Regions from separate parts of the Homo sapiens genome. Here region 2 is linked to region 1. A link is an interaction called in ENCODE POLR2A ChIA-PET data of the cell type or tissue named here. Cell type or tissue: GM12878. All regions are shown on one strand. Each heading gives the region's core, and the rest is flanking DNA. Links, peaks and the distances in the headings are about the cores only.

Region 1 (5,381 bases), core at 142-5,141:
CACCTAATTACATGGGTCACAGCCCTCAAATAAACCTATAAATAGCACTTATTACAGCTAAAATAAGATTTTTAAAAACTATTAAAAATCAAATATAGTCAAAAAGAAGCAAAACAAAAATGTATTCTAAGTCATACATTTTGATAAATTTACCTGGTATAATTTGTAATTTGAGCCCAGGAGTTTGAGACTAGCTGGGGCACTATAGTGAGACCCCGTCTCCATAAAAAAACAACAAAAAGGAAAAATACAGAGGTAGATGAAACTATCTCTTGAAAATGAGAGGTAAACAAAATTACAAATTTGAGCTCGAATTAAATGTAATAAATAGATGTCTTTCTTGATGTTAGAGCATCACAGCTCAACTATTCAACAGATTTTCTTTTTTTATAATTAAAAAAAAGTTTTTTTTTCTTTTATAGAGATGGGGTCTCATTATGTTGACCAGGCTGGTCTCAAACTCCTGGGCTCAACTGATCCTCTGGCCTCGGCCTCCCAAAGTGCTAGGATTCCAGGCGTTAGCCACACTGCCTAGCCAACTACTTAATAGATTATGAATGATCGCCTACTCTCTAGCAGTTCTGAACCAATACTTTCAACTCAGTCCTTACTCTGTTTGATCATTTTTACTGTCACTTCTCATCCAGAACCACTACACTTACTCCTTTGCTCAAATCCTCCCGGTTTGTTCAGTCTATTGATTTTCTAATAATTTCAGATGATCAGCTGTTTTCACTTTCAATTCTCTAATTCTCTGCCCCTATACCCCAGGTGTCAGTTCTTGAAAGAAAAGCCCAAGTCTTGATAACTCTAACCAGTCATTCTTCCTGCTCCTATTTCCGGACATAAGCGAACTAGGGAAAGACCAAAAACAAAGCAAAACTGATATGCTAATAGTTTTTAAAGAAAACCTCAATTTATTCATGCTACTAATTGTCAGTCTTTCTGTTTGTGCCTCAAATTCCTAAGCATAATCTCCACTGAGATTCTCCTTTAAAATGCAATATGCTTTTCTCACAAAATTCACCGGGTCAAATGCTTTACAATCTTAATTATTAATGAGTTCAATAGTTACTACTTATTAGTTCAATGGTTACTTTGCCAAACTGAAAAATATGAGGCTTCAATTTTCATCTACCTCTCTTTTTTCCTTATTATAATTTTTTTTTACAGAGATGGGGGTCTCACTATATTGCCCCAGCTGGTCTCAAACTCCTGGGCTCAAGCGATCCTCCTGTGTTAGCCTCCCACAATGCTGGGACGACAGGCATGAGCCACCACACACGGCCTACCTCTCTATCTTAACGTGACCTTGTCTCTGTATTTTTCTTGTTCCATTCCTCCCACTACTTCAGAAAATACGGTTGTTGTTCCTTTCCTCTAAAGAGAACTGAGGATTCCATGTTATCCTGACTTTTCAGTGACCTTGTCCCTACACCTGTCATTTTCAGCAGAATCTTCCCTACTCTATTAGCTCTCTGATGCTGCTGCATTTGACAATAGTAATGTACTACATTTTTATTACATTCTCTTTCCCTGAATACTATCATGACATTGCCCTATTTCTAGTTCTCATTCCACATCTCAAATTGTGCCCATGCTGGTTTTTCACTCTCTCACCCTTAATATTCTTCCCCTCCTTCCCCAGTGTAATCTTTATTCCTCTGTTTTCTCTCTGTCTCCTGGAGAATGAGGTAGGGGAGGAGAGGGAATGGGGAGACTGAGGCAGGATGGAGAGGATGTTTCTGCTGGCAATTTGTCACTCTCACATATATTGGGATGGAAGAAAAGTTGAGAACTATTGCTCACTACTCTCTGGAGAATTCATTTAGTCTCATATTTACTCTATGTAGTACTACCATATTTACTCTATGTAGTAATTTCCCAATTTGATTTTTCTCTATAATTTTATAGCCTCTTGCAGGTGGATCACCTGAGGTCAGGAGTTCGAGACCAGCCAGGCTAACATGGTGAAACCCTGTCTGTACTAAAAATACAAAATTAGCTGGTGTGGTGGCACACATCTGTATTCCAGCTACTCGAGAGGCTGAGACAGGAGAATCACTTGAACCCGGGAGGCAGAGGCTGCAGTGAGCCAAGATCCTGCCACTGCACTCTAGCCTGGGCAAGACAGAGTGAGACTCTGTCTCAAAAAAAAAAAAAAAAAAATTTAGCCTCTTTACTGAGACCCAGTCCATGCTTCTAACAGCATAACGAACATTTATATTTTTATGCCCCCCACTGGACATTTCCAACTCAACACAACCAAACTTTGGCATCAACTTTCCCATCTAAAATAATTCCCTTCATACCTTCCCTATCTTTGGAAAGATCCAGCCAATCTCTATTACCCAGGTTTGAAAAATGCTGTTACTGTCTTCACTTCTTATAGTCATCATTGGGAGAAGTCATCATTGGGAACGCTACATTATCCTCATCAAAGAGGGGGACAAAGAACTCTCTAACCAAAGCGCTATCTGCATCAATTCTTCGTGCTACACTCACTACAATCTTACTTCTAGCCTAATATCAAAGTAAAAGACCACTTTCTTCATGTCATTTCTTTATCTAGCAATTTATAATAGCTCCAATATCAGCTATATATAAAGTCTAAACACCTATAGCCATGGGTCCTCTGAAATCTGACAACCACCTTCACACCCCATTTACTGTTTTTCTCTACTAAAGCATTTCTCAAACTTTTTGTTCCCAGAGCCCTTTACAGTCTTAAAAATGATTGAGGACCCCCAATAACTTTCATCTATGTGGATATCTATCTATATCTACCTTATTATAAATTAAAATTGAGAAAAATTTAAAACACAAAGTACAGAGGCACACATTGCATTAACTGACAGAGCGATGTCATTACATCATGTAGCCTGAAAAACTCCACGGACACTTGTAAGAGAGTAAGAGTGAAAAAGGCAAATAACATCTTAGTATTATCATAAAAATAGCTTTGACTTCTAGTACCCCTGGCTCACTTTGAGAATACTGCTCTACTTTGCTTCGCTTATCCATCTCTTCATCAATGATTACTTATGACTGGTTTTTGTGGGCATCAACAGGCTGGAGAAAAAAAACACTGATAACCACAGATTTACAAAATAATCTCCAAATTCATTAGCATGCTTGCTCATTCACAGTCTGATAAAACCCATCAATTTTATGTCCTGCTATTACCACCATTTCGTTTACCTCCTATGCTGCACACTTCAACCAAGGTTGAAGGTTCCAAGTAGAAGAAACCCTTTTCTGCTTCAGTATCTTTCAATACACTATTCTCTTTGCCCAGAAGGTCTTCTCTCACTCATCCTTTGGATCTAGTTCACAGGTTATCTCTTCTATGAAGTCTTCCCTTGATAATCCCCTCCCCAATTACCGTTTTCTCTGCACTTCCATAGCATATTAGAGCTTCTCACATTGCACTGTAATTATTGTTTATATGTCTGTCATCCCACTAGATAGTCAGCTACACGAGGGCAGATTTGCATCATACTCATCTTTGCATTTCCTTTTTTTTTTTTTTTTTTCTTTTTTTGGGACGGGGTTTCACTCTTGTTGCCCAGGCTGGAGTGCAGTGGCGTGATCTCGGCTAACCGCAACCTCCACCTCCTGGGTTCAAGAGATTCTCCTGCCTCAACCTCCCAAGTAGCTGGGATTACAGGTGCCCACCACCATGCCCGTCTAATTTTTTGTATGTTTAGTAGAGACGGGGTTTCACCATGTTGGCCAGGGTGGTCTCGAACTCCTGACCTCAGGTGATCCACCCGCCTCGGCCTCCCGAAATGCTGGGAATACAGGCGTGAGCCACCGCGCCCGGCCTCATCTTTGCATTTCTAGTACCTCACGCACAGTGGGAACCCAAACACTTGATCATTCACTTGAATCTGTCTGAATTGAATGAGTCAGTTTAATATGCATCTATCCCCAAATACTCCACACCACAGTACTTGCCCTTTCCTCTGAATTTCTGCAGTACTACATAAGAAAAAAGACTAAAGGAAAATAATAGTTATTCCTTCCTACAAAAAAGATTAGGGACTCTGGCCCGTTAGAGCAAGTCTAACTAACTCCCTAGTTGAGGGCCCTTATCAAATGGCTCTTGTTCACCTTTTCAACCTTATTTTTCATTATTCTCCAACATTAGCTTACCACTTCTGTCATGTAATAAACATATAAACACACAATATCCATTCTATTTTCATTCCTTTGGTTTATACTCTTCTCTCCCCTGGGAATTCCATTTCCCTGTTATTCTAAATTCTCTTCCTTAAAAGATCTGTTAAATTGCTCTAATTTGTCTTTAAAACAAACAAACAAACGAAAAAAAAAAAGATTGGTTCAAGACCCATAAATCCCATGAAGTTTTCTAGGACTACGCCATACCAAAGGAAAATGTCCCCTTTTTGAATATCAAATGCATTTCCACAGATTTACCACAGTTTACCTACCACTTGTCTCATATAACTTACTATTTCTTGTTCTTAAACAGTTTCCAGTAAGTTAATGATGCCACCTCAAACAGCTTGACAGCCTTTTAAGGGCAGGTACTGTCTTCACTTAAAACATCTCAGTGCCATTATGCACCAGACAATGGCAAGGTTTCTAATTTTATTTCTTTTCTATCAGTCCTTGCTAGCGACAGGAAGATAAAGGCATGTTTGATAAACACTATTCCCTTTACTTGATTTTCTACCTAAGTGTTTAGAAGAATCCAGGTTATTTTTCTTTTTCTTTTAATATAGGGTCTCACTGTATTGCCCAGGCTGGTCTCAAACTTCTGGGCTCAAGCGATTGTCTTGTGTCAGCCTCCAGAGTAGCTGAGCTTACGGAGTAGCTGGGATTACAGGCGCACACCACCACACCCAGTTTGTTTTGTTTTTTTTTCCTAGGAAACATTGCATCTACAGATATAATTATCAATTTGAAAATAAAATAGGTGCTGTGAGATGCATCTTCTCAGCACCCTAACACTGCAAGCTTAAATGAGACACTTCATTTGACAGGTAACTCGCTCTGAGTCCTCAACATACCTATTTTTAAGGGTCTTTCCCTTTTTTGCTCCTTCACCTTAGACATACCTTTTCTTATTTTAGTTCTTTAGAGTTTTAGCTCCCTTAACACATTCGGATGCATGGTTACTGGTAATAATGCCAAACCATTTAAGGAGAGCCAAAGAAATGAGGCAAGTAAAAATCATGCATAAAATGAAAACAATCTTTGAAAACCAAGAAGTTACGGTAATTGGGTCTCAGACCAATGCTTTTCCTTAAATGGAATTTGTCTAAAGAGCCACATCTTCCCCATCACCATTCTCTTAAGTATCTACACACAAATGGGGCATTAGTTGGAAATCAAACTAAATATAACCATGA
Region 2 (5,381 bases), core at 214-5,213, 68 kb before region 1:
CCAGCCTCTGGTAACCATCATTCTACTCTCTATCTCCAGGAGCTCAATTGTTTTAATTTCTAGCCCGCAAAAATAAGAAAGAACATGCGAAGTGTGTCTTTCTGTGCCTGGCTTATCTCACTTAACATTATGACCTCCAGTTCCATCCATGTTGTTGCATTTGACAGGATGTCATTCTGTTTTGTGTGTGAATAGTGCTCCGTTGTGTATGTGTACCACATTTTCTTTATCCACTTGTCTGTCAATGGACACAGCTTGATTCCACATCTTGGCTATTGCGAATAGTGCTGCAATAAACCTGGGAGTGCAGATATCTCTTTGATATACTGATTTCCTTTCTTTTGAGTATATTCTTAGGAGTGGGATTGCCGGATTGTATAACAGCTCTACTTTTAGTGTCTTGAGGAACCTCTAAACTGTTCTCCATAGTGGTTGTACTCATTTATATTCCCATCAACAGTGTATAAGGGTTCCCTTTTCTCCATATCCTCACCAACATTTGTTATTGTCTGTCTTTTGGAAAAAAGACATTTTAACTGGGGTGAGATGATATCTCATAGTTTTGATTTGCATTTCTCAGATGACCAGTGATGTTCAGCACCTTTTCACATACCTGTCTGCCATTTGTTTATCTTTTTTCTTTAAGATGGAGTCTCATTCTGTTGCCCAGGCTGGAGTTCAGTGGTGTGACCTTGGCTCACTGCAACCTCCATCTACCAGGTCCAAGTGATTCTCCTGTCTCAGGCTCCTGAGTAGCTGGGATTACAGATACCCACCATCACACCTGGCTAATTTTTGTATTTTTAGTAGAGATGGGGTTTTACCATGTTGGCCAGGCTGGTCTCGAATTCCTGACCTCAAGTGATCTGCCCACCTGGGCCTCCCAAAGTGCTGGGATTACAGGTGTGAGCCACCACACCTGGCCTCATTTGCATGACTTCTTTGGAGAAATGTCTACTGAAATCATTTTCCCGTTTTAAATTTGATTATGAGATTTTTTTTTTTCTAGAGAGCTGTTTGAGCTCCTTATATGTTCTGGTTATTAATCCCTTGTCACATAGGTAGTTTGCAAATGTTTTCTCCCATTTTGTGGGTTGTCCTTTCATTTTTTTTTTTTTTTTTTTTTTTTAGGCAGGGTCTCAGTCTCACTCTGTCGCCCAGGCTGGAGTGCAGTGGTGTGATCTTGGCTCACTGCAGCCTCAGCCTCTTGGGTTCAAGCGACTGTCCTGCCTCAGCCCCAAGTAGCTGCAACTATAGGAGCACACCACCACGCCTGGCTAATTTTTGTATTTTTAGTAGAGATGGAGTTTCACCATGTTGGCCAGGCTGGTCTCGAACTCCTGACCTCAGATGATCCACCGCCTCAGCTTCCCAAAGTGCTGGGATTACAGGTATGAGCCACCGCGCCTGGCCTGACGTTTATTTTTTTAAAAAAACTATAACTGGTTCACTGTCAACAATGCAGATTTTTTTTTTTTTTTTTTTTTTTGAGACGGAGTCTCGCTCTGTCGCCCAGGCTGGAGTACTGGAGTGCAGTGGCACAATCTTGGCTCACTGCAACCTCCGCCTCCTGGGTTCACCCCATTCTCCCGCCTCAGCCTCCCAAGTAGCTGGGACTACAGGCGCCCGCCACCATGCCCGGCTAATTTTTTTTTTGTATTTTTTAGTAGAGACGGGGTTTCACCGTGTTAGCCAGGATGGTCTCAATCTCCTGACCTTGTGATCCACCCGCCTCGGCCTCCCAAAGTGCTGGGATTACAGGCGTGAGCCACCGTGCCCGGCCAACAATGGAGATTATTAGTCCACAGTTCCTTTATGTAAGTATAGCATAGAATAGCAAAATATCTATGACTATAGTACTAGTTTAGGCCCATCTGATCCTGAGAGTCTATGGTTAAATCACTATCAAGAATATTTCTTGCACTGATATTCCAGCACTTTTGCTAGATTATGCAGTCAATGCTTTCTTAAGACTCAAATCTTCCTTCTAATTTCATCAGTTTTTAAAATACTGAAAAATTTCATAAATAATAATATAGAATAGGTTTTAATGCATTAAATTCTTAATTGTGTATTAGTTCAAATTATATAAATGTCAATATTGTCACAATTTGTAAATTTATAAAATATTATTAAATTTGACAAGTTTTCTTCTACTTTATCAATTTACAAATTGTGATGATATTGTCAGGATTTTTTTTTTTTTTTTTTTTTTTGAGACAGAGTCTCACTCTGTTGCCCAGGCTGGAGTGCAGTGGCGTGACTTGGCTCACTGCAAACTCCGCCTCCCAGGTTCACGCCATTCTCCTGCCTCAGCCTCCTGAGTAGCTGGGACTACAGGTGCCCACCACCACGCCCGGCTAATTTTTGTATTTTTAGTAGCGAGGGGGTTTCACTGTGTTGGTCAGGCTGGTCTCGAACTCCACTGTCAGGTATGTTGTTAATACAAGTAACTACTCCATGTAGAATTAATTTACGAGGGTATTTCTGGACAGAATAGGTTTTCATTCCGTGTTCTTTTGTGATCCAATATGGAGGAAAGCACTGGCTAAATATTTTTGGTTAACTAGCTCGGATTCAAATTACTTAACATCTCTAGGTCGGGTGTGGTGGCTCACGCCTGTAATCCTAGCACTTTGGGAGGCTGAGGTGGACATATCACTTGAGGTCAGGAGTTTCAGACCTGCCTGGCCAATATGGTGAAACCCCGTCTCTACTAAAAATACAAAAAGTTAGCCAGGTGTAGTGGTACATGCCTGTAGTCTCAGCTACTCAGGAGGCTGAGGCAGAAGAATCGCTTGAACCCAAGAGATAGAGGATCCAGTGAGCCAAGATTGTGCCACTGTACTCCAGCTTGGGCGACAGAGCGAGACTCTGTCTCAAAACAAAACACCAACACACCTAAACACAAATTACTTAACATCTCTAGACTTTAGTTTTTTCTTCTTAGAAATTTTGAAGTTTCTAAGGTACTTTATAATTTGAAAATTTATACATTTCTAAGAGAGTTTCTAAAGTATTTTAAGTATCAAAAATGAAATTACTACTCCTACTTAACAAATGTAGTCTTATCCAAAAAAGCACTTTCTTATCCACCCAGAGAGGCAGTGAAGCATAGTTGTTGACTTGAAAGTCAAGTTGAAAGTGGACTTGAAAGTCACACTGGAAATGCTGATAAGCTAAATGGTCTTGGGCAAGTTACTTAGGGTCTTTACATGTTCCCTCAGCCATTAAGTGAGAATAATAATATCCACTCCTCACAGAGGAGTTGTGAAGATTAAATGAGATAATCCATATAAAATGCTTAATATAGTACAAAGCCTCTAACTGCTTCATAAACAGAAGATATTATATTCATGAGTATCATCTAAATCGATCTCAATTTCTGTGTCTATCTGCTTCTATCTCCTATTTAAGAGAAAAAGATGAATCTCTCTGCTTGTACTATGGAATCATCACTTTCCTTATTCCAGTTTCCAAATTCTGCCCCCTCCCCTTTTAATTTAAAAAGTGACAATTTTTGATATATCAACCAGCTTTAAAAATAGCTAAACTTAATGGATTGTTACTTAAATGTAGCATTCTGTGAAAAAAATTTCCACTATGGCCTTAGTCAAAGAGGAAATAGAATAAACAAATTTATTTCTTTAACATGGTTTTAGTATTTATCCAGAACTGTACCTCCTTCTAAACTACTTTTCACTTCTAATCCCTAAACATAGAGTAAAAAAGCAAACAGAACCAACCTCATACCATCTGACTGAGTTTATGGTAAAAAAGAAATAACAACAACAAAACAACCAACCTCAAAAACGTTGGGACTGAATATACTTCAGAGATGTCAGTAATTTAAAACCAAGAGATAGGGGAAACAGTTATGACATGAATATAAAGGTTGCTATGGTAAAAGGACAATCAAGAAGTCATAATAGGAAAAGAGCTATGCAGATATCATTATATGAACCAAAGATCTAGAAGCTATGTGATCTAGACAGGGGCTATGTAATCTTAGTTAAGAGCAAGCAGAAGTTATCAGAGGGTGGTGAAGGAGGGCCATAAAAATGAAATGCAACAACTAGATCTAGGATATAGAATTAGGTAAGGATAGGAATCCAACAGTCATGATCATATGTATAATATGAGAAGCAAAACTGACTTAAATGAGTCTGTTTCTAGGACAGAAATGGTTTATTTACAACCCATCTTTACACTTTCAAATTTCCTGCATGGATAAATAGTCATCTCACTATCTATAGTGACCCACAGGAAAGCATTTGCTCTCTTATGGTCTCCTCACTCTGCTCACAGAAATCAATCTAGTTATGCTGTTGAAAAGCACAGATCAGCCGGGCGCGGTGGCTCACGCCTGTAATCCCAGCACTCTGGGAGGCCGAGGCAGGTGGATCACCTGAGGTCAGGAGTTCGAGACCAGCCTGACGAACATGGTGAAACTGTGTCTCTACTAAAAGTACAAAATTAGCCAAGCATGGTGGTATGCACCTGTAATCCCAGCTACTTGGGGGGCTAAGGCAGGAAAATTGCTTGAACCTGGGAGGCAGAGGTTGCAATGAGCCAAGATCACACCATTGCACTCCAGGAAGGGCAACAAGAGTGAAACTCTGTCTCAAAAAAAAAAAAAAAGAAAAGAAAGGAAAAGCGTATTATCTTCATAGAATCATAAACCTTCCAAAGTGTTGGGATTATAGCCGTAAGCCACTGTATCTGGCCCCCAAAATTGAAATTATTTATAAGAAAATCATGAAGTTGGCTCAGTGCAGTGGCTCATGCCTGTAATCCCAGCACTTTGGGAGGCTGAGGTGGGTGGATCACTTGAGGTCAGGAGTTCAACACCAGCCTGGTCAACATGGTGAAACTCTGTCTCTACTAAAAATACAAAAAATTAGCTGGACATGGTGGTGCGCGCCTATAATCCCAGCTACTCAGGAGTCTGAGGCATGAGAATCTCTTGAACCCGGGAGGCAGAGGTTGCAGTGAGCCAAGATCATGCCACTGCACTCTAGCCTGGGTGACAGAATGAAAGTGTCTCACACACCAAAAAAAATTAAAAAAAAAAAAAAATTGGCCAGGCGCAGTGGCTTACACCTGTAATTCCAGCACTTTGGGAGGCCGAGTCAGGCAGATCACGAGGTCAGGAGATCGAGACCATCCTGGCTAACACGGTGAAAACCCATCTCTACTAAAAATACAAAAAAAAAAAAAAAAAATTAGCTGGGCATGGTGGCGGGGGCCTGTAGTCCCAGCTACTCGGGAGGCTGAGGCAGGAGAATGGCATGAACCTGGGAGGCGGAGCTTGCACTGAGCCGAGATCACACCACTGCACTCCAGCCTGGGTGACAGAGAAAGACTCCATCTCAAAATAA

The links. Peaks named below come from ENCODE experiments on the same cell type or tissue, not always from the same donor. Only the 100,000 strongest peaks of a DNase experiment are listed, where the experiment ranks them.
Region 2: POLR2A ChIA-PET joins it to region 1 with 6 read pairs; 6 of 35 experiments call an interaction of 5 or more read pairs at or near these places.

Annotation. Positions count from the first base shown.
Region 1 is chr15:58,772,648-58,778,028 of GRCh38, reverse strand. The region is part of intron 1 of MINDY2 (MINDY lysine 48 deubiquitinase 2); the gene reads right to left. Among named protein-coding and RNA genes, the nearest start is that of MINDY2, 4.0 kb to the right of the region's middle. In GM12878, for the core only: no CTCF peak of the experiment used is centred there; a DNase peak (open chromatin) is centred at 758; H3K4me3 peaks cover 3,226 bases; H3K27ac peaks cover 406 bases.
Region 2 is chr15:58,840,668-58,846,048 of GRCh38, reverse strand. All of the region lies in intron 6 of MINDY2 (MINDY lysine 48 deubiquitinase 2), which reads right to left. Among named protein-coding and RNA genes, the nearest start is that of MINDY2, 72 kb to the right of the region's middle. In GM12878, for the core only: no CTCF peak of the experiment used is centred there; a DNase peak (open chromatin) is centred at 3,138; H3K4me3 peaks cover 517 bases; H3K27ac peaks cover 2,191 bases.